Regions from separate parts of the Homo sapiens genome. Here region 2 is linked to region 1. The links are chromatin loops, found by intact Hi-C in ENCODE. Cell type or tissue: endothelial cell of umbilical vein. All regions are shown on one strand. Each heading gives the region's core, and the rest is flanking DNA. Links, peaks and the distances in the headings are about the cores only.

Region 1 (11,700 bases), core at 2,227-10,226:
ACCTGTCAGTTTTATTCCCTGTAATCACAGAGCCAAGAATTTATTTCAGAGTTTAAAAAGGAAAGTCTTCCTAGAAACAACTATTCAAACCCTGGTTTTACAGATGAGGAAACTGAGGCTCAGATCAGGGAAAGAGGACTGCCTAAAGCTTCCAATAACTTTTTCACTGAAAGATTATTATCAACGTCCTATGTAAGAAAATTTGTTCTGGGGTTTCACAAGTATAAGGAACAGTGATCTAGACTAGGCGTGGTGACTCACGCCTGTAATCCCAGCATTTTCGGAGGCTGAGGCAGAGGATTGCTTGAGGCCAGTAGTTTAAGACCAGCCTGGGGAATATACGAGACTCCATGTCTACAAAAAATACAAAAATTAGCCAGGCATGGTGGTGCATACTTGTCCCAGGTACTCAGGAGGCTGAGGTAGGAGGATCGCTTGAATCCAGGAGGCAGACGTTGCAATGAGCCAAGATAGACTGCACCCCAGCCTGGGTGACAGAGTGAGACTCTGTCTTTAAAAACAAAAACAAAAAAAACAGTGATCTAGTCCAACTCCCACATTGCTGGGATAAATTAAACCAAGTCCCAGGAAGGGGAAGTGGCTACCCCAGATGGCCATGTGTGAGCTTTTTTCGCACTGGAAAAGCACAGGTCTGAAGGCTGCTGGCTCACAGCTCTCTCAGGGGCTGCTCTACCCAGCCCATTGCTCTGTGCAGGTTGCCTGCCTTATGCTTTGGAGGATATGTCTCAGAGGATGCTTTGGAGATTGGTGGTAATGCTCCTTCTAGGGTGTGTTGCGTCCTTGTGTGTAGTGTGTGCCTGTGTGTGCAAAATGACGGTTGCCCCAGGGGCTAAGATTATCTCACTAGTTTTCAAACTTTGTTCAAATAAACCCTTTTTAAAGATTCAACTTATGAGGAGGGTTCTGAGAAGACAGCATAAGAAGAAGCTTGGTCTCCCCACCAAGACAAGCTGCACTGGCAGAATCTGACTTAACTCTGGAGTCTATTAAAGGCTTGCAACTTCTAGGCAAAGGCTTTGACAGTACAGCTCACTGCCATTAATTTTGGTCAATTTCAGCCCCTACCATAGTAGCAGCCACCCATCCCCCACCCCCAGCACCAGTTCCAGGAGCAGCTTGTGGGAGCCAGCATGGACAAAAAGGACTCTGTCCTCCAAATACAGGAGATCTTGCTGATTGCTGCTTCTGATCACAGAGGTACAGAGAAAGAGGCAGCTCCTCCACTATTGCACCTCCCTCCACGGCTGTAAGCTTCTTCACCTCTAGCTGAAGGAACTTCCAAGGGATCTAAAGGCCTGGCATCTTTTCCCTTCTTCATTTTTCTCTTTTTCCTCCTTTGGGAGGCAGACACTAAAGAGTAAGATGTTCAAAAGCAACCACATATATAGGGCAAATGAGAAAGTCTGCACATGTGCAGGGAATGGTACAGGCTCAGAAAAGACCTGTGAAGACCTTAAGTTTACAAGGCCGGGTGCTGCGGCTCATGCCTTTAATCCCAACACTTTGGGAGGCTGGGGCCAGAAGATCACTTGAGCCCAGGAGTTTGAGACCAGCCTGGGCAACACAGGGGAACCCCATCTCTACAAAAAATTTAAAAATTGGCTGGATGCGGTGGTGTGCACTTGTAGTCCCAGCTACTTGGGGGCTGCAGTGGGAGGATGGTTTGAACTGGGGAGATGGAGGCTGCAGTGAGCCGTGATTGTGCCACTGCACTCCTGCCTGGACGACAGAGCGAAACCCTGTCTCGGGAAAAAAAAAAAAAAAACTTTAAGTTTACATTTCAGGCTGATTCTTGGCACAGGGGTAGCCTACAACAATCAAAAACACACAAAAAAACCCAGCAAATCCCGGGGAAGGGGGAGAATCTGATATCCAGAGATATGACATCATTCGATTCTTTTTTAATTTCCTTCAAGAATTTTTTCTTTGCATTCCTAACTTGGTGATCTGGTGCAAGAGGCCTAGCTTTTGGCCTATCTCAGTTTTTCACGTGCCTTCCTTACTAAGTGTAATAATTTCTAGCTTTTCTTTTTTGAGACAGTCTCACTCTGTTGCCCAGGCTGGATGCAGGGGTGCGATCTTGGCTCACTGCAACCTCCACCTCCTGGGTTCAAGTAATTTTCCTGCCTTAGCCTCCCTAGTAGCTGGGATTACAGGCATGCGCTGCTACCATGCCCGACTAATTTTTGTATTTTTCGTAGAGAGGGGGTTTCGCCATGTTGGCCAGGCTGGTCTCGAACTCCTGATTTCAAGTGATCCACCTGCCTCAGCCTCCCAAAGTGATAGCATTACAGGCGTGAGCCACTGCACCTGGCCTTGTACTAATTTTGAATAACTGACATAGAAAATATCTTCACCAGGCGGGGCGCGGTGGCTCACACCTGTAATCCCAGCAATTTGGGAAGCCGAGACAGGTGGATTACCTGAGGTCAGGAGGTCGAGACCAGCCTGGCCAACATGTTGAAATCCTGTCTCTACTAAAAATACAAAAAATTAGCCGGGCGTGGTGGTGGGCGCCTGTAGTCCCAGCTACTTAGGAGGCTGAGACAGGAGAATCACTTGAACCTGGGAGGTAGAGGTTGCAGTGAGCTGAGATCGCGCCATTGCACTCCAGCCTGGGTGACAGAGTAAGACTAGGTCTCAGAAAAAGAAAAAAGAAAATATCTTCACTCAGTAGACTAAATGAAAATGTATCCAAAAATTTACTGATGGGTAGTATACTGGCAATAGTTGCTAGTACTGCTGGGTTATTGCAAGGATTGGTATGTGGTCCATGATAGACAAGAAAACACTAACAGCTACTGATTTCTATGGCATGTATCTACATTACTGGTACTCAAGTTCAGCCATGCCAGTGCAGACTCTTACCCTTCTAACAAAAACATAAGGGAAAACATGTTGTTATCCAATAGTACATACAATAATCAGGAAAAAAATACAGCATACCTCATTTTATTGCACTTCACAGGTGCTGTGTTTTTTACAGACTGAAGGTTTGTGACAATTCTGCATCACACAGGCCTGTCGGCACCATTTTTCCAGCAGCATGTGCTCATTTCATGACTCTGTGTCACATTTTAGTAATTCTCACAATATTTCAAACTTTTTTATTATATATCTGTTATGGTGATCAGTGATCAGTGATCTTTGATGTTACTATTATAATTGTTTTTGGTGCCATGAATTGCACCCATAGAAGACGGCAGACTTATAAATGTTCCGTGTGTTCTCACTGCTTCACTGGCTGGCCTTTTCCTGCCTCTCTCCCTCTCCTCAGGCTCCCTATTCCCTGAGACACAATAATATTGAAATTAGGCCAATTAATAACCTACAATGGCCTCTTAAGTGTTTAAGTGAAAGGAAGAGTCACACATCTTTCACTTTTGTTTTGTTTTCTAAACAGTCAGGGTCTCACTTTGTCACTCAGGCTGGAGTACAGTGGTATGAACATGGTTGGCTCACTGCAGTCCCAACCTCCTGGGCTCAAGTGATCTTCCCTCCTCAGACTCCTGCGTAGCTGGGGACATAGCTGTGCACCATCATGCCTGGCTAATTTTTTTTGTTTTCTATAGAGACAGGGCCTCACTATGTTGAGGCTGGTCTCAAACTCCTGGGCCTGAACTCCAGGAGGAACCAATCCTCCTGCCTTGGCCTCCCAAAGTGCTGGGATCATAGGCATGAGTCACACATCCAGCTGTCTTTCACTTTACATCAAAAGCTAGAAAGGGCCAGGTGGTTTCTTTTTTGTTGTTTTTGAGATGGAGTCTCGCTCTATCACCCAGGCTGGAGTGCAGTGGCATGATCTCAGCTCACTGCAACCTCCACCTCCTGGGTTGAAGCAATTATCCTGCTTCAGACTCCTGAGTAGCCGGAACTACAGGCACATGACACCACACCTGCCTAATTTTTGTATTTTTAGTAGAGATGGGGTTTCACCATGTTGGCCAGGCTGGTCTCAAACTCCTGACCTCAAATGATCTGCCCACCTCGGCCTCCCAAAGTGGTGGGATTATAGGCGTTGAGCCACCATGCCCAGCCTAGGCAGTTTCTTTATCTCCCTATCAAACCAATCCTGTCTACCCATGCATAAAAAGATAATACTATCCTCCTACCTGTCTGAGCAACTCCAGCTTCTTCAGTTCTTCATTGTAGGCTTCTGGGTTCTCTCCATAATTCTTCAGGACAAACTACAGAGAGAGAAGAACATAAGCCAGTGGCAGAGAAGACCCCCGCCTTGCCCTCTGAGTCCTGGGCAAGCACCAACCAGGACTCAGGATTAAGTGCAGACCTACAACCATAAGCGTGTCTCCTGGACCACCAGGAACTTCGCCTCCTGAACAGGCAGCACCAAAATGCTGACCACGAGAGCCGTGACCCTGCACCAACACTCTGGCAGGTCCTCCTAACGCTGCAGTCTCTCTACAAAGTCCAGGAGTCTGCCAGCTCAGGAAGCCAAGGAACTCAGCGGACTGAAATGGGGTCCTAATAAGGATTCCAGAAAGGGTCACGAACTCAAGCCTCCCTAGAAGATTGGGCCCTGCTGCGTTGTGGGGTGACTACCATAACCCTAAGCTGATAGCAACTGCAGGCAAGAGGCACCAAACAAGAGTGGGAACAGAAAGCCTCTCTCACCAACCCATTCTCCTGGCCTGGGAAAGGACAGCATAGAAACATGTGATCTGCAGTGTCCTCATCTGTGAGGAAAGACTTGCAGCTGTGTGAGGAGAATGGCCCAGGTGGGAGAAGGTGAGAAGGGGAGGTCACTACCCACATCAGAGAGAGCACTGGAGTGCCTGTCCACAGTGGCACTCACCACCTCCAGAGCAGACTGTCTTGGACAGTGAGCATACACACCCACCTGGAGGCACAGGCTTAGCCCAAAGGGCCCCCTGTTCAACTCAGATCACCAGACTAAGGCAACTGCAACTGTCCCTGTTGCAGTACTTGCTGCTGGTGTCTTGGCTAGCAATCTGGGAGGCCAGATCCACTCACGCCACAAACACTATGAGCACTGATACCCACCTCACAGGGCTCCTTAAGGCCATGACCAAGGTTTGCAAGGTAGAGAGAGGTGGCTGAGAAAGGCTGAGATGAGGCAGCCTGCTCTGTCTGGGAGCACACTCACTCACACCATGTGTGTGGCCCACCCATCTTTCCTGAGGTCCCTTCCCAGGACCCAGGATGCATAGCTAAGGAATCAGCCACATGGGAACCGGGAAGCCTGGGTGACAGCTTCTGTCTGCCTGGTGAGCAAAGGGAGAAGAGGAACAGATGGCAGGGAGGCGACAGCTGAGCTAATTACAGCATCAAGCAACCCTTTCCCAAACCTCTGAGTCTAACCCTGGTTCTTCTGTTGGTTTCAGCTCCTGAAAGTCCCTGTGTCCATAAGCTCTTTTCTCTCTCCCCATGCCACCTCTGTCCTGGACAACCCACCCCTTCAAATCCGTCCCTTACCAAGTGGCCAGAATTGTTATTTCTAGCACAACTCTGAGGTCACTTCCAGCTTTAAATCCTTCTGAAACACACACACACCCTTAGGGAGAAGATAGACCAAAACATGCTTATCTCAGGACAGTGAGATGATAGGAAATGATATATAATCTAAAAAGAATGTGTGCAGTAGCTTCCCAAAGCCTCTAGGACCAAATCTAATTTTGGCACAGAGTTTATGACCCTGCACAACCTGTTCCTGGCCGGGTGAGGTGGCTCAAGCGTGTAATCCCAACACTTTGGGTGGCCAAGGTGGGAGGATCACTTCAGGTCAGGAATTAGAGATCAGCCTGGGCAAAAGAGCAAGACCCGTCTCTACAAAAATAAACAACCTGCTCCCCACAACCTTCAAGGATTTTCCTCTGGCACCTCCCAGGGACAACCAGCCAATAGTACTTGGGAATTGCTGCTCTCAGGTATCAATGCCTATCTACATTGTCCCTACTTTCTCTACTAAGACTCAGCCGAAATGTCACTGCCTTGAACATTAGCTGCTCTTCCGCTCACATTCCAAACATGCCTCCAACATACTGTGTGCCGACGGCAGGGTCATGCCAGTGACCCCAGCCTCAAACAATAAGCATTAAGGAATGGTAGGGGCCTTATCAGATGTGTTGTATACTCAGCAAATGATTGCTTTTACAGGAAATGCAGAGGACAGATGAACACGAAAAGGAAACACTCAGAAAAATTCAGAAAATGGGGCAACAATGAACCCACTCTCTTCAAAAAATTAATGTCATGTAAAAGGAGGGGGTTGAGCAGTGGACTATTCTAGATTAAAAATGATTAAACAGGTTGGATATGGTGGCTCAAGTCTGTAATCCCAGCACTTTGGGTGGCTGAGGTCAGAGGACTGTTGAGCCCAGGAGTTCCAGAGCAGCCTGGGCAACATGAGACCCTATCTCTACAAATTAAAAAAAAAAAAAAAAATTAGCTGGGTATGGTAGCCCACGCCTGTAGTCCCAGCTACTCAAGAGGGAGAGGTGGGAGAATCAGCCTGGGAGGTTGAGGCTGTGGTGAGCTGTGTGCACACTCCAGTCTGTTTCCAAAAATAATAATAATAATAATAAATAAACAAATAAATAAGTGATTAAAGGGACAGAACACAACTAAATGCAATATGAGAACCCCAGCTGGATCTGAGTCTGCAAAAAAAAGGAAAAGTCATAAAAGATAGGGGAAAATTATTGTAGATTTTCTTAGGTATGATAATAACATTGTGATTGTGTAGAATGTCCTCACTCTTAGGAAACACATGCTGAGATGTGTCCGGGAAAAGTGATGTCCAAAACTTACTTTCAAAGGGCTTGTGGGATCTCTCTCTATCTATCTATCTATCTGGAGAGAAAACAAATAAGGTGAAATACATCCATCAAAACTAGGTAGCCGGGCACAGTGGCTTATGCCTGTAATCCCAACACTTTGGGAGGCCAAGGCAGGTGGATCACTTGAGGTCAGGAGTTCGAGACCAGCCTGACCAACATGGTGAAACCCCATCTCTACTAAAAACACAAAAATTAGCCAGGCATGGTGGTGGGCACCTGTAATCCCAACTTCTCAGGAGGCTGAGACAGGAGAATCGCTTGAACTCAGGAGGGGGAGGTTGCAGTGAGCTGAGATTACAACACTGCACTCCAGCCTTGGCCACACAGCAAGACTCCATCTTAAAAAAACAAAACAAACAAACAAAACTAGGTAACACACTGGGTGCAGTGGTTCACACCTGTACTTCCAGCACTTTGGGAGGCCGAGGCCAGAGGATCACTTGACCCCAAGAGTTCAAGGCCAGACTGGGCAACATAACAATAAATCCCATCTCTACAAAAATTTAAAAATGAATCAGCCAGGTGCAGCGCACATCTGTAGTCTCAGCTACTCCAGAGGCTGAGGCAGGAGGATCACTTGAGCCTAGCAGTTCAAGTCCAGCCTGGGCAACAAAGAGTAAATCCCATCTCTAAAAACAAAACAAAACAAAAATACTAGATAGTGAGAATTTGGGTGAGCACTGAATTATTCTTCCAATTTTTCTATATGTTTGAAATTTGGAAAACAAATGTCTTAAGAGTTGCTGAAGAGCTAAATGGTACCTGAATACCACTTTCCCCTATCAGTGGTTTTTATTTAGCCTTTTGTGGGTCCTTTGAGAATATGATAAAAGCCATGAATTAAATCCCCCTAGAAATTTTCAACTATGCACAAACATAAGGATTTACCAAGAACTTTAGGGAGCTGACAGGCATTTAACAATCTTCACTCTGATCTATCCAACTCCACCCCCTCTCCACTCCCTCCCTCAAAAATAATTATGACAACAACAACAACAAAAACACAACTACAAAAAGTGGCCTTGGGTTGGGCATGATGGCTCATGACTATAATCCCAGCACTTTGGTAGGCTGGGGTGAGAGGATCACTTGAGGCTAGGAGTTCCAGACCAGCCTGGGCAATATGGCGAGACCCCCATCTCTACGAAAAAAAATTTAAAAATTAGCCAGGAGTGGTGGTGCATGCCTGTGGTCTCAGCTAGTTGGGAGGCTGAGGCAGGACTGCTTAAGCTCAGGAGTTTGAAGCTGCAGTGAGCTATGATGGCACCACCTTACTTCAGCTGGGGTGTCAGAGTGAGACCCTGTCTGTATTAAAAAATAAAAATAGGCCAGGCACAGTGGCTCATGCCTGTAATCCCAGCAGTTTGGGAGGCCAAGGTGGGCCGATCGTTTGAGCCCAGGAGTTCAAGACAAGCCTGGGCAACATGGCAAAACCCCATTTCTACAAAAAGCACAAGAATTAGCCACGTGTGGTGGTGTGCGCCTATACTCTTGGCCAGTTGGGAGGTTGAGGTGAGAGGACTGCTTGACACCAGGAGTTCAAGGTTGCAGTGAACCATGATTGTGCCACTGCACTCCAGCCTGGGTGAGAGTGTGACACTATCTCAAAAATAATTAATTAACTAAAATATTTTTTAAAATGTGGCCTAAGCTATGAGGTAAAACTTGACTATATGAGAGAATGTTCTGTGGTTAACTCCCTTGCAGTAAGAGGTTTTGCCCACCCTTAGGTTAGAGAAAATGAGTAAAAGTGTAGCTCAGAGGTCTCGTGGGATAGAGGCCAAAGGAATCAGATGGACAGGAGACTCCTACATCCTAGAAACAAGGCTTCCCGTGATATCACTAGGAACATCTGACCCTGCTGTTCACACAATGGTGACAGAAAGATGCTGCTCCCACCCCTAGCAAATCATGCCTAGAGGTCACATTCTATCTGAATCTCATCTCCGTCCTCCTATAAGATCAGCAGCAGATGCTTAACTGAGAACCTACCACAGGTCAGGCACTGTGCTGAGTGCCTAGTAATCACTCCATCCTTAGAACAACCCTAAGAGGTAGACACTATTATCATCACCACTTTACAGATGAGGAAATGAGGAAACTGAGGCAAAGAGTTAGGGTATTCACCAAGGTCACGGTGCTAATAACTGATGGGGATATGACTGAAACCCAGGCATTTGGGCTCCAGAGCCCATGTTCTTTCCATATTAGACCATTCCATTTCTATTTAAATTGTTTTTAGTTTATTTTTTATTGTTTTATTTTATTTTCGAGACAAGGTCTTGTTCTGTTGCCCAGGCTGGAGTTACAGTGGTACTGCAACCATAGCTCACTGCAGTCTCAAACTCCTGGGTCCAAGTAATTCTCCTGCCTCAGCCTTCCAAGAAGCCGGAACTACAGGCACATACCACCATACTCAGCTAATTTTCTGTAGAGGTAGTGTCTTGCTATATTGCCCAGGCTGGTCTGGAACTTCTAGCCTCAAGCAATCCTTCTGCCTCAGACTCCCAAAGTGTTGGGATTACAGACATGAGCCATCACGCCCAAACTTTTTTTTATTTTATAGAGATGGGAGTCTCACTATGTTGCCCAGTCTGGTCTTAAACTCCTGGGCTCAAGCAGTTGACCCACATCAGCCTCCCAGAGCATTTCTATTTTTTAAAAATATGGTTCTTACAAACAACTCTGAAAAACAGGCACAGAAAATGAATCCCTGGCCACACAGTGAGTCAGTGGAGCAGCCAGGATATTTATGTTATTATTATTATTTGCAGCCTGTTAGAAGCAAAAGGATGTTTTTAAAACCCTAACAAAATCCTCTGTGACTGCTGATCACTCCTCCACTAAAAAAGAAGAAAGAGGCTGGGTGAAGTTCCTGGAGTAAGGGACAGAGACCTTGTCCCCATTTCGCTATGGTCTGGGACTCTGCAGAACTCGGAACAGTCTAGCGGGAAGTATGAAGCTCCAATGGAGGCTGAGAAGGCAGGCCCAGCAGCAGACGAGGAGAAAGAACCAGAGGCCCTGACAGGACCCCAGTACCTACACAACTAACAGGAAGAAGACCAGAGAACCTCCAAAAACAGCCAGGCTTTGAAGTAGCTGGGGATCCTTTTCTGAAGGAATAAAAGAAGACCCGTGGAGAGCTCTCAGTGAGGGCACGTCCAGGGATCACAGCCACCGAGGGGAAAAAGAAAAGAAAGGAGTTACCAGATTACAAGTGGGAAACAGTGCCCCTGAGTTGCTGTGAAATCTGGGCTTGGTTTTTGTTTTTTGTTTTTTTAAATTGTCTTGCTCTGTCAGGCAGGCTGGAGTGCAGTGGTACTATCATAGCTCAATGAAGCTTCAAACTCCAAGTGATCCTCCCACCTCAGCCTCTTGTGTGGCTAGGACTACAGCTGTGTGCCACCATGCCCAGCTATTTTTTTTTTTTTTTTTTTTTGAGACGGAGTCTCGCTCTGTTACCCAGGCTGGAGTGCAATGGCGCCATCTCGGCTTACTGCAACCTCCACCTCCTGGGTTCAAGCAATTCTCCTGCCTAAGCCTCCCAAGTAGCTGGGACTACAGGTGCATGCAGCCATACCCAGCTAATTTTTGTATTTTTAGTAGAGATGGGGTTTTGCCATGTTGGCTAGGCTGATCTCGAACTCCTTTTTTTTTTTTTTTTTTTTTTTGAGACGGAGTCTCGCTCTGTTACCCAGGCTGGAGTGCAGTGGTGCCATCTCAGCTCACTGCAAGCTCCACCCCCCCGGGTTCACGCCATTCTCCTGCCTCAGCCTCCTGAGCAGCTGGGACTACAGGCACCCGCCACCACGCCTGGCTAATTGTTTGTATTTTTAGTGGAGACGGGGATTCACCGTGTTAGCCAGGATGGTCTTGATCTCCTGATCTCGTGATCCACCCGCCTCGGCCTCCCAAAGTGCGGGGATTACAGGCGTGAGCCACTGCGCCAGGCCCTGGTCCCGAACCCTTGACTTCGTGATCCACCCGCCTTGGCCTCCCAAAGTGCTGGGATTACAGGCGTGAGCTACCATGCCTGGCCCCAGCTAATTTTTATTTTTATTTTGTAGAGACAGGGGTCTTGCTATGGTGCCCAGGCTGGTCTCGAACTCCTGGCCTCCAGCTATCCTCCCACCTCGGCATCCCAAAGCGCTGGGATTACAGGCATGAGTCACCATGCCCAGCCTAGGCTTGGCTTTTTTCATGTGTAAAATGGGGTTAATATCACTTGCTACGTCTAGCTCAGAGCTGTCATAAGGATTCGAGTTATTTCCCAAACAGGGAAGGAAGATGCTCAGGTGAAAATATTGTTTACAATAGGCCAAGACCTGTACTAAGAACTTAACAAGCATTAGAACGACAAACTCTGCATGTTCTCACTTTTTTGTGGGAGCTAAAAATTAAAACCACTGAATTCATGGAAACCGACAGTAGAATGATGAATACCAGAGGCTGGGAAGGGTAGTGGGAGTGGGGTGGGGGAGTGGAGTGGGAATGGTTAATGAGTACAAAAATATAGTTAGATAGAATGAATACAATCTAGTATTTGAGGCTGGGCGTGGTGGCTCACACCTGCAATCGCAGCACTTTGGGAGGCCAAGGCGGGTGGATCATCTGAGGTCAGGAGTTCGAGACCACCCTGTCCAACATGGCAAAACCCAGACTCTACTAAAAAGACAAAAATTAGCTGGACATGATGGCAGGTGCCTGTAATCCCAGCTACTCGGGAGGCTGAGGCAGTAGAAACGCTTGAACACGGGAGGCGGAGGTTGTGGTGAGCCGAGATTGTGCCACTGTACTCTAGCCTGCGTGACAAGGCGAAACTCTGTCTCAAAAAAAAAAAAAAAAAAGATCTAGTAGTGAC
Region 2 (11,700 bases), core at 2,527-10,526, 49 kb before region 1:
GAAATTAAACCCCTGACTTTTAGCCAGAAGACCAGGAAAGGGGCCCTTGGGATCTGGAAAGTGTTAGGAAGATTGTGTAGAGGAAGGAGCTCAACAAATTGAACTCATAAAGTTGCATATGAACTCTTGGGCTGTTCCTCAGAACTAACATACGTGCATCTGACCCTAAACAGCATACCAAAGGCTTTGAGGACCAAACTGTGGAGTACATTACTGCTCAAGTAGTTCTGCACTGGCCCCTGGACGGTATGCTTGGGAAAAATCAAAATAATACTTAAAAGGCTTTGAAAACTGATATCATATTGGTACCACAGCCCACAGAAGGTGGGTAGGAACTTGTGGACTGGACCTAATTAGGTTGATTGCTGCAAAGACAAATTCAAAATTTTACGTGGGACTTAAACAAGAGCTAGAGTCACATAGCATAATATTCAAAATGTCCAGTAATTCAGAATTACTTCAGCTATGAAAAATCAGGAAAATCATAAGGGGAAAAGACAGCCAACAGATGGCAACCACAACATGACACAGATGTTGAAATTATCAAAAAATTAAAAGCCAAAGTATAATTAAAGTATTAATTAAAACCTTGCTATAACAAGTAAGGGTGAATGCTCTTGAAATGAACAGAAAATCAGAAATTTATTTACTGCAAAATATGACAACCTAAATGAAAAATTAATTGGGTGGGCTCAATAGCAGAATGGAGAAGACAGAAGAGTCAGTGAACATGAAGGTAGAATAATAGAAATTATCCAGTCTGACCAACAGAGATCGAAATAAAATGAAAAAAAAAAATGAACAGAGCTTCAGGGACCCATGGGACAATAACAGAAAGTTTATCTTTTATGTTTTTGAAGTCTCAAAAAGAGAGGAGAAAGAGTGGTGCAGAAAAAAATTTGAAGAAATTATGGAAAGGAATAAATATGTTTCTGTTCACAGATAACATGATAAGTCTACGTAGAAATTTCCAAAGAATCCACACACACACACACATGCAGAAAGACTCTGGCACTAATAAGTGATTTCAGGACAGTTGCAGGATAAAAGATTAACATAAAAAAATCAATGTACTAGCAATGAACATGTGAAAATCAAAATTGAAAACATAGTTGCTAAAAAGTGAAATGGTAGGTATAAATCTAACAAAACATGTACAGTCATGTATGCTGAAAACTATACAATGCTGATGAAAGAAATCAAAGATCTAAGTAGATGGAAAAATATACCATGTTCATGGATTGGAAGACTCAACATGCCAGTTCTTTGCAAATTTGATAAACAGGTTTAATGCAGTTTCTATCAAAATTCTATCAAGTTTTTTTTTTTTTTTTTTTTTTTTTTTTTTTGAGACGGAGTCTCCCTCTTGCCCAGGCTGGAGTGCAGTGGCACTATCTCAGCTTACTGCAACCTCTGCCTCCTGGGTTCAAGCGATTCTCCTGCCTCAGCCTCCAGAATAGCTGGGATTACAGGCACACGCCACCATGCCCGGCTATTTTGTATTTTTCATAGAGACGGGGTTTCACTGTGTTGGCCAGGCTGGTCTTGAACTCCTGACCTCAGGAGATCTGCCTGCCCTGGCCTCCCAAAGTGCTGGGATTACAGGCATGAACCACCACACCTGGCCTTTTTTTCTTTTTTCTTTTCTTTTCTTTTTTTTTTTGAGTCAGAGTCTCGCTGTATTGCCCAGGCTGGAGTGCAATGGCACAGTCTTTGGCTCACTGTGGCCTCCGCCTCCCGGGTTTAAGCAATTCTCCTGTCTCCGCCTCCCAAGTAGCTGGTATTACAGGCACTCGCCACCACACCCAGCCAATTTTGGTATTTTTAGTAGAGAAGAGGTTTCACCATATTGGCTAGGCTGGTCTTGAACTTCTGACCTTGTAATCCGCCCACCTTTGCCTCACCAAGTTCTAGGATTACAGGCGTGAGCCACCGCGCCTGGCCTTTTTCTCCTTTTTTGAGACGGAGTCACAGTCTGTCACCTAGGCTGGAGTGCAGTGGCGTGATCTTGGCTTGCTCAACCTCTGCTTTCTGGGTTCAGGTGATTCTCAGCGTACCAAGTAGCTGGGATTACAAGTGTGTGCCACCACACCCAGCTAATTTTTTCTGTTTTTAGTAGAGAAGGGGCTTCACTGTGTTAGCCAGGTCTCACACTCCTGGCCTCAAGCGATCCGCCCACCTCGGTCTCCCAAAGTGCTGGGACTATAGGCGTGAGCCACTGTGCCTGGTCCAGACAACTGCTTTTTGACAAAGATGCCAAGCAATTCAATGGAGGAAGGATAGTCTTTTCACCAAATGGTGCTGGAACAATTGGCTATCTTTAGACCAAAGGGGAAAAAAAGGAATTTATATCTCACACCTTATCTAAAAATTAACTCAAATGGATCACAGATTTTTATTTTTATTTTTTGACACAGTCTCGCTCTGTTGCCCAGGCTAGAGTGCAATGGTGTGGTCATAGCTCATTGCAGCCTCAAACTCTTTGGCTCAAGTGATCCTCCCACTTCAGCCTCCCAAGTAGCTAGGACTACAGGCATGTGCCACCCTGCCCTGCTAATTGTTAATGTTTTTTTTTTTGTAAAGACACGGTCTCACAGTGTCCAGGCTGGTCTCAAACTCCTGGTTTCAAGTGATTTCCCACCTCAGCCTCCCAAAGTGTTGGGATTACAGGCATGAGTCACTGCACCCAGCTGGATTACAGACTTAAACAAATGTGAAACTACAAATTTTTAGGAGAAGACATTGGGGAAAATTACCTTATGACCAAGCAATTCCACTCCTAAGAATGAATATACTCAAAAGAAAACAAAAAGAAAAAAAATACAAAAACCCCAACTGAAGAACAACAACAACAAAAAAAGTAAACATAAGAATTGAGGGGGGCCAGGCACGGTGGCTCACGCCTGTAATCCCAGCCCTTTGGGAGGCGAAGGAGGGCAGATCATGAGGTCAGTAGTTCAAGACAAGCCTGGCCAACATAGTGAAACTTCGTCTCTACTAAAAATAAAAAATTAGCCGGGTGTGGTGGTGAGTGCCTGTAGTCCCAGCTACTTGGTAGGCTGAGGCAGGAGAATCACTTGAACCCAGGAGGTGGAGGTTGCAGTAAGCTGAGACTGTGCCACTGCACTCCAGCCTGGGCGACAGAGCGAGACTCCATCTCAAAAAAAAAAAAAAAGGTTGGCCAGGTGCAGTGGCCATGCCTGTAATCTCAGCACTTTGGGAGGCTGAGGCGGTCAGATCACGAGGTCAAGAGATTGAGACCATCCTGGCCAAGATGGTGAAACCCCATCTCTTCTAAGAATGCAAAAATTAGCTGGGCGTGGTGGCGCGCATCTGTAATTCCAGCTACTCAGGAGGCTGAGACAGGTTAATTGCTTGAACCCAGGAGGTGGAGGTTGCAGTGAGCTGAGATCGCACCACCGCACTCCAGCCTGGTGACAGAGCAAGACTCTGTCTCAAAAAAAAAAAAAAAAAAAATTGAGACAGGGTGTGGTGGCTCACACCTGTAATCCCAGCACTTTGGGAGGCCAGGCTGGCAAATCATCTAAGGTCAGGAGTTCTAGACCAGTCTGGCCAACATGGTGAAACCCCATCTCTACTAAAAATACAAAAATTAGCCAAGTGTGGTGGTGTGCACCTGTGCTCCCAGCTACAAGGGAGGCTGAGGCACGAATTGTTTGAACCACCGGAAGGCGGAGTTTACAGTGAGCTGAGATCGCGCTGCTGCACTCCAGCCTGGGCGACAAAGCAAGATTCCGTTTCAAAAAAAAAAGTTGGAGTTCGAGACCAAGTAAACAAGAATAATGTGGCCTGGCGTGGTGGCTCATGCCTGTAATCCCAGCACTTTGGGAGGCCGAGGCGGTGGATCACCTGGTTAGGAGTTCGAGAGCAGCCTGGCCAACATGATGAAATCCCATTTCTACTAAAAATACGAAAAAATAGCTGGGCGTAGTGGCGGGCACTTGTAATCCCAGCTACTCAGGAAGCTGAGGCAAGAGAATCGCTTGAATCTGGGAGGCAGAGGTTGCATTGAGTGGAGATTGTGCCACAGCACTCCAGCCTGGGCAACAAGAGCAAAACTTTATCTCAAAAAAAAAAAAAAAAAAAAGAATTGAAAACAGGTATTCAAACAAATACAGGAATGTTAGAATGTTCATCACAGCACTATTCACAATAGGCAAAACATAGAAACTGCCCAAATGTTTATCAACTGATGAATGGACAAACAAAATGTGGCATACCCATTTGATGAAATATTCAGCCATAAAAAGTAATGAAGTGGCTGGGCTCGGTGCCTCATGCCTGTAATCCCAGCACTTTGGGAGGCTGAGGCTGGCGGATCACTTGAGGTCAGGAGTTTGAGACCAGCCTGGCCAACATGGTGAAACTTGGTCTCTATCAAAAATACAAAAATTAGCCAGGTGTGGTGGCGGGCACCTGTAATCCCAGCTACTTGGGAGGCTGAGTCAGGAGAATAGCTTAAACCCAGGAGACAGAGATTTCATTGAGCCAAGATTGTGCCACTGCACTCCAGCCTGGGCAACCCCATCTCAAAAAAAAAAAAGTAATGAAGTACTGGCCGGGTGTGGTGGTTCGTGCCTGTAATCCCAGCACTTTGAGAGGCTGAGGCAGCTGGATCATTTGAGCCCAGGAGTTTGAGACCAGCCTGGAAAACATAATGAGAACCTGTCTCTACAAAAAAATACAAAAATTAGCAGGGCATGGTGGTGCACACCTGTAATCCCAGCTACTTGGAAAACTAGGTGGGAGAATCACTTGAACCTGGGAGGCAGAGGTTGCAGTGAGCCAAGAGAGTGCCCACTGCACTCCAGCCTGGTCGATAGAGTGAGATTCTATGTCAAAAAAAATAAAGGGTTCCTGGATTGGAAACTTGCATGTGCGCTTAACGCTTCTGCTTTCGGAAAGGTAGAACGAGCAATAGGCATTCCTTTTGGCTTTTGAGTTGGCTGTGGTGTGACTCCTTTTGCTTCTTGTTTCTGATCTTGACACTTATGAGGAGTCATCTTTGAGTCTGGGTTTTCATCAGTGAGTACAGTCAAGCCAAGAAATGTGTCTGGGCAGGTTCCCTCTAGCACAGACCGAAGAAAACAGCAACATGGAACAAGAGAAGTAGGTTTAAACTTGGATTCCATCAGAGGGCTCAGTAGGGAAGATAATTCTAGATCCCTGGGCCTCCTAGAGTTTTCTATTCTGATTTTATTGGTTTAATGTTATTTGTTTGAAAGCACCAGAAATTAACTTTGGCCAACATAAGCAAAAAGATAATTTATTAGAAGGGTATAGAATAGCTTACAAAACGGAAAAAAAAGTTGATGAGCCAGTCCTCAGAAAGGATGGGAGCCAGAACAGCCTGGGGATCTTGGGAGCAGGAACCTCTGTGGGATGAATAAACATCATGAATATCCAAGTTCCTGTTTGTTTGTGTTTAGAAGTCAAAGTCCAGGGAGAGAGGCCCAATTTGTGTAGCTTGGGTCGGCACGGGGCACCTTGACTCATAGTTAATCCAGGTTAAATCCTGTGGAGCGAGGTGGTTCCCCTGAGCCATACCAGGCTGCTGTTAACTTATGGAAGGGGACGGGTACTGGGCAGGCAGGAACAGGAGCTGCTCTCTGCCTTTGCACTCCCAGGAACAACTATAGGACCAAGAGCAGAGAGTTCTACCAGAGTGAATTTTGCTTGGTGACCATTATGTCAGAGACCTAAGCTTTTTAGCGTTTTTATGTTGAGGGCTGACCTCGCTAGACCTTCTTCACGAGTGAATCACTATTTGTACAACAGTGTGTTTTGAGGAGGCCATCCCTATGTAAAGGGTTTCTCTGTATCCCTATGTAAAGGACTTTTCTCAGTGGGATTTGTGCATAGAGGAGGGGGGGGAAGAATGCCTGTTTGACAGAGAGCAGCTGAAGGTGACGTCTGTTACACAGGCATGGTTTCGTGTGCCACACATGAGAAAAATGCCCTTTGGGGAGTGGCCTTTTAGCATTGCCTAATATAGGAGGGAGGGAGTTGGGCGGGGAGGGAGAGAGAGAGAGAGAGAGAGAGAGAGAGAGAGAGTGTGTGTGTGTGTGTGTGTGTGTGTGTGTGTGTGTGTGTGTGTATTTTGGGATTGAGGTCACTAGACCTTGCATATAGGCATTCTGAAACCATTCCCCAGCCACATAACTATCGCCTCCCTCCAGCAGCCCTAGTGTGCAGAGCCAAGTACTCTTTGTTAACTGGCTTTTCTCCCTTCTTACCAGGTACCTGCACATGTTGTTCTTTGTCAGTGCTGTCAAGTGTGTGCCAGGGTGATCCATGGTCACTTTCCGGGATGGCAGCAAGGTGACTTCGGCTGAGGATGACCCTGACTGAAAGGCTGCGTGAGAAGATATCTCGGGCCTTCTACAACCATGGGCTCCTCTGTGCATCCTATCCCATCCCCATCATCCTCTTCACAGGGTTCTGCATCTTAGCCTGCTGGTATGTTTTTGGGTTGCCTTGGATATGGTGGGCCAGTGTCTTAGGACAGTAGGTTTTCTAACCCTAACCACTATGGAGCCCTTGGCCTCTGTATGCTTTTTACACAATGGGAGCTTGGGCTCCTTATAACTGTGAGTGGAGAACTCTAGTCCTGGCCTGGTTAGCTAATATAATAAAATAGTCCTGGCTGGCCCTGACCTACTGATTCACCAGATTTATTCATATCACTGGTACTCTATCTCAAAATAATGTTTAGATACTTCTAAGACACTGAAATAATTGAAAGATATGATACTTCAGTTTTCTTTCTCAATAGTAGTGGTTTCGTTTTAGTACCTGGTTAAGTGCAAGAGCCTTTTTTGTGTGTTGCGAGGCAAAGTCCATTAGAACAGTATCTTGGACAACCTGTGGCAGGCTAACCTCAGAGACTTGCTTCTTTGCTCTCTAGTCATTTTCTTGTGTTCACATGGAGCTTGCTTCAGACTTCTTGTTGATTCTTGTGGCCAGCTGCACTTGCCAAGGACAGTTGTGAGAGCTGTAGCTGCCCTTGTTCCTGTCTGTCTTTCTCAAGGCCTCATAGAAGCCTGAAGGCTATGGCTGACAATGACGTCGTAAAGGAGGAGTTTGATATGAGATGACATCTGATGACCCTTTTAACTCTAAAATGCTGACAGCTGTGAAAAGAGCCCATCTTATTCTTTTCTCTGGAAAGAATTCTGTTCTTCAGATTCATTGTCTAAAACATTTATAGATGTTTTCAGTGCTATGCTGAAGGGAGGATGAGAAGTCAGGAGGGAACTCCCTGTTCAGTTCAGTTGCTAATGATCTCAAGCTCTTCCCTGATTATCAGTAAGAAAGATGAACTTTGGCCAGGTGCAGTGCTCATACCTGTAATTCCAACACTGGGAGGCTGAGGTGAGAGAATCACTTGAGGCCAGGAGTTCAGGATCAGCCTGGGCAACATAGCAAGACCAAAAAAAAAAAAAAAAAAAAAAAAGAAAGATGAACATCACTGAGAGTTTCTTGCTGGGTGCTGTGTTGATGCTTCAGGTATAACATTAGGAAGTGGTCCAGTTATGTTTCCATTTAACAAAGAGGGGTAGGGACTTAGAGATTTGTCTGGTCCACATAACTAATAATTAGGGAAACTGGGGTTCAAATTCAAATCCAAGCCATAGGGACTCTGGTGCCCGCCTGCACCTGTGTTACTGTCACCTGGTTTCACTCTGGCTCAGTATGTTTGTATTGGTGTTTAAACTGCTAAATTGTGTTGTACAAGATAAAATACTTATAGCTGTGTCCCATAAGTGATGAATTTGGAGTGCTCTAAGAACTCAGCTCTTGGGTTTTTTTTTCCTTTAAGTTAATTGACCTTTCTTTTTTCTTCTTTAAAATAAGTTTTTTGAGACATGGTCTCACTCTGTCAGCCAGGCTGGAATGTAGTGGCACAATCACAGCTCACCTCAGCCTCAACCTCCTAGGCTCAAGCGACCCTCCCATCTCAGCCTCCTAAGAAGCCACAACCACAGGTGTGCGCCACCACACTTGGCTGTTTTTCGTCTTTTGTAGAGATGGGGTCTCATTATGTTGCCCTCCTTTGGTTTTACTCTCTGATGGTACTATGGTTTCCTCTTTTGTAGTCACCCTGTTTTTCTTTTAAGAGGAAAGACCTGGCCGGGCGTGGTGGCTCACGGCTGTAATCCCAGCACTTTGGGAGGCCGAGGCGGGCAGATCACGAGGTCAGGCGATCGAGACCATCCTGGCCAACATGGTGAAACCTCGTCTCTACTAAAAATGCAAAAATTAGCTAGGTGTGGTGGCCTGCACCTGTAGTCCCCGCCACTCGGGAGGCTGAGGCAGGAGAATCACTTGAACCCGGGAGACGGAGATTGCAGTGAGCTGAGATCGCGCCACTGCACTCTAGCCTGGCGAAAGAGTGAGACTCCATCTCAAAAAAAAAAAAGAGGAGGAAAGACCCTTCTGTATTATCCCATTCTTTTTTTTCTTCCTTGAGACAGGGTCTCGCTTCCGTTGCTCAGGCTGGAGTGCAGTGGTGCAATCACTGCTAATTGCAGTCTCGACTTCATGGGCTCAAGTGATTCTCCTACCTCAGCCCTCTGAGTAGTTGGGACTATAGGCGTGCACCACTAATTTTTTGTATTTTTAGTAGAGCTGGGGTTTCGCCATGTTGCCCAGGCTGGTCTCAAACTCCTGAGCTCGTGATCCCCTCGCCTTGGCTTCCCAAAGTGTCGGGATTACAGGTGTGAGCCACCAAACCTGGCCTTGTACTGTCACATTCTTAGTGCTGTGTACTTATTTTCCCAAATGAGTATCTTTGTCATGTGATCTTAAAGTTTTTTTTTTAATTTTGTTTTTTTCTTAAAACCTGATTGACTTGAGAAAATTTTTCCAAGGCTGGGTGAAGTCTCTCAGCCTCCAAAGACTAATAAAAGGTTGTATAAGAGAATCCATAGATTCTGGGACTTGGCCAGAAAACCAGAGATCATGGACCCAGGGACACAAGCCTCACCATTGTCTTCAACCCACTGAAGCTTTTCTGTCCAGAGCAGCAGAGCAGTGCCCCCTTCTTCCAGAGCCTGGGATTGCCTGCAGAAAATAAAGTATGGATATAGACTGCTTCTAGTAGTTTTGCTAGACATTCAGTTTCCATTTAATTGCTTACCTTTTATTGTTCCTGGGATGAAAGACTTGTACAGCCAAACCCAAAGGACTGCTGCACTTAATTTCCCTATTCAGATCTAACAGCCACCTGAGCTGCAGAAATACTTTTTGCACACCACTGGCTCACCACCACTGGGTCACCCCAGGGAAAGTACAGAGCAGTACTGGGGGGATGGTGATCAATGACAGCTTGGGAATGTGCCTGTCTCCATCAGGCAGAAGAATCCAGGGAGTGAGAGAGGGCATCTGTATATGCATCAGGCTCACCCCAAACAGCACTGAGGATGTGTGACTTTCTTCTCTGAGCTGCTGTTGAGGCTGCAGGTTTCAGTGACTGAGAGCCAAGGACACTACTTCAAATGAACCCAGTGCTGAGCCTTGCAGGTGAGCTAGAGTTAGCTGTTCTTCCTGCCTGGCCCCTGGGTGCAGTGACTGTTCTTTCCTCTGGGAAAATCTGATGAAATGTGTAGCAAATAGGCATTATGGCAAGAGGTGTCTGTTTATAACTCTTGGAGGTTAGACCACTGGGCCCAGGATATGTCCCAGCAGCAGCCCAGCAAGACAGAGGGTACTGTTAATCTGAACCTGCCCTGGTAAGCAGTGGGTGCGCCATGGGATAAAAAGAGCACCCAGATGCCATGTTAGTTGGACTGCCCTATGTGCAGGTCAGAGAGTGATGTGAATCATTGAGACATTTGATTCAACAAGCTGCTGCTCATGGTGAGAGGTGGATTTTAATTTGGAGAGGAAATTGGAATCACATTGTGTTGTTTTTGATTTTGAGACGGGGTCTCACTCTGTCGCCCAGGCTGGAGTGCAATGGCACAATCATGGCTTACTGCAACCTCTGCCTCCCAGGTTCAAGTGATTCTCTTGCCTCAGCCTCCCGAGTAGCTGGGATTACAGGTGTGAGCCACCACGTCCGGCTATTTTTTGTATTTTTAGTAGAGACGGGGTTTCACCATGTTGGCCAGACTGGTGTCAAACTCCTGACCTCAAGTAACCTGCCCACTTCAGCCTCCCAAAGTCCTGGGATTATAGGCATAAGCCACCTTGCTCAGCCTAGTCATGCATTTTTGACTTAGGATATTTTCAATTTACGACAGCGTTATCAGGACATAACCCCATCGTAAGTCAAGATGTATCTGTACATATCAAGTGCTTAGAATAGTGCCTGGCACATATTAAATATCATGTATGAGTTTTTCATTGTTATTATTCACTGTCTTCCTAGTCTTCTACCTTCACAGCCAGAAAGCACAAGCAGAATCCAAAAACATGTATAGTCTAAACATAGAACAAAAACTGACTATACTCTGTGATTACTATGCAAACGCTGTAGCCACAGCCTAAAATTTTTTTTTTTTTTTTGAGACAGGGTCTCCCTCTGTTGCCCAGGCTAGAGTGCACTGGCATGGCATGATCTTGGCTCACTGCAACCTCCACCTCCCGGGTTCAAGCGATTCTCCTGCCTCAGCTGCCCGAGTAGCTAGGATTACAGGCGTGTGCCACCGCGTCCGGCCAATTTTTGTTTTTTTAGTAAAGACGGGGTTTCACCATGTTGGCCAGGCTGGTCTTGAACTCCTGACCTCACGTGACCCACCCACCTCGGCCTCCCAAAGTGCTGGGATTACAGGCGTGAGCCACCGTGCCCAGCCTAAATTAACTTTTTTTTAAGTGAAAGCAAGTTTATTAGAAAAGTAAAGGAATAAAGAATGGCTGCTCCATAGGCAGAGCAGCCCTAAATGAATTCTGATCACTTGTAGTCGTTTCTCTCTTCCTACTTAGAGCATCTTGGAGGCAGACCGTAGTATTATCTTTTGTATTCTCAGTTCCCAGCATATAATACATACTTAATAAATGGTTTTTGAGTGTAGGTAAAGATGGAAAAGCCAGAGAAAAGTAAAAATTGATTTTTGTGAAGGTAAGGAGATTGTGTAATTGTTTTCTGTAATTAACATAATAAATGTATTTAAAATATTCAAAACATGGTATTGTCAAAAGACTTGAAGAGGCGTTTCACAAAAGTTGCTATATCCAAGTGGCCAGTAGTAAGTAAATGAAATAATTTTTTTAATTGTTTCTTATCAGGAAAATGTACATTAAAACCATGCTGAGATACCACTGTCTCTTCCTCTAAATGGTTAACATTAATTGGACTGACAGTATCAAGAGGTGACAAGGATTTGGAGAAACTGGAACTCCTATTACACTGGTGATAGTGGGAACATAAATTTGTACAACCGCTATGGAAAACTGTTTGGTATCATCTACTAAGCTCAATGTGCATATAACTCCATACCCAGCCATTTCATCCTAGGAATATACCCGACAGAAATAAGTGCTTATGAGGCCACCAAAAACCAATAAAGGATAATAGTTTTATTCTTTTTTTTTCTTTTTTTTAATTAAAAACAATTATCCAGCCCAAAATGTTTTGTTTTTTTGAGACGGGGGTCTCACTCTGTCACCTAGGCTGGAATGCAGTGGCATGATCATGGCTTATTGCAGCCTCAGCCTCCCGGCTCAAGCGATCCT

Evidence for each region. Hi-C counts contacts between places; a loop is a spot of excess contacts. Peaks named below come from ENCODE experiments on the same cell type or tissue, not always from the same donor. Only the 100,000 strongest peaks of a DNase experiment are listed, where the experiment ranks them.
Region 2: it touches region 1 in a loop (8-fold over the local background); 2 of 110 quality-filtered maps call a loop at or near these places.

The regions. Positions count from the first base shown.
Region 1 is chr3:47,388,651-47,400,350 of GRCh38, reverse strand. It overlaps PTPN23 (protein tyrosine phosphatase non-receptor type 23), which reads right to left. Exons shown (of 25, transcript NM_015466.4): 2 at 4,134-4,208. Among named protein-coding and RNA genes, the nearest start is that of PTPN23-DT, 13 kb to the right of the region's middle. RefSeq lists a silencer at 1,638-1,819. In endothelial cell of umbilical vein, for the core only: no CTCF peak of the experiment used is centred there; a DNase peak (open chromatin) is centred at 6,050; H3K27ac peaks cover 1,378 bases.
Region 2 is chr3:47,437,652-47,449,351 of GRCh38, reverse strand. It overlaps SCAP (SREBF chaperone), which reads left to right. Exons shown (of 23, transcript NM_012235.4): 2 at 6,261-6,480. The coding sequence starts at 6,359. Among named protein-coding and RNA genes, the nearest start is that of SCAP, 32 kb to the left of the region's middle. In endothelial cell of umbilical vein, for the core only: no CTCF peak of the experiment used is centred there; no DNase peak of the experiment used is centred there.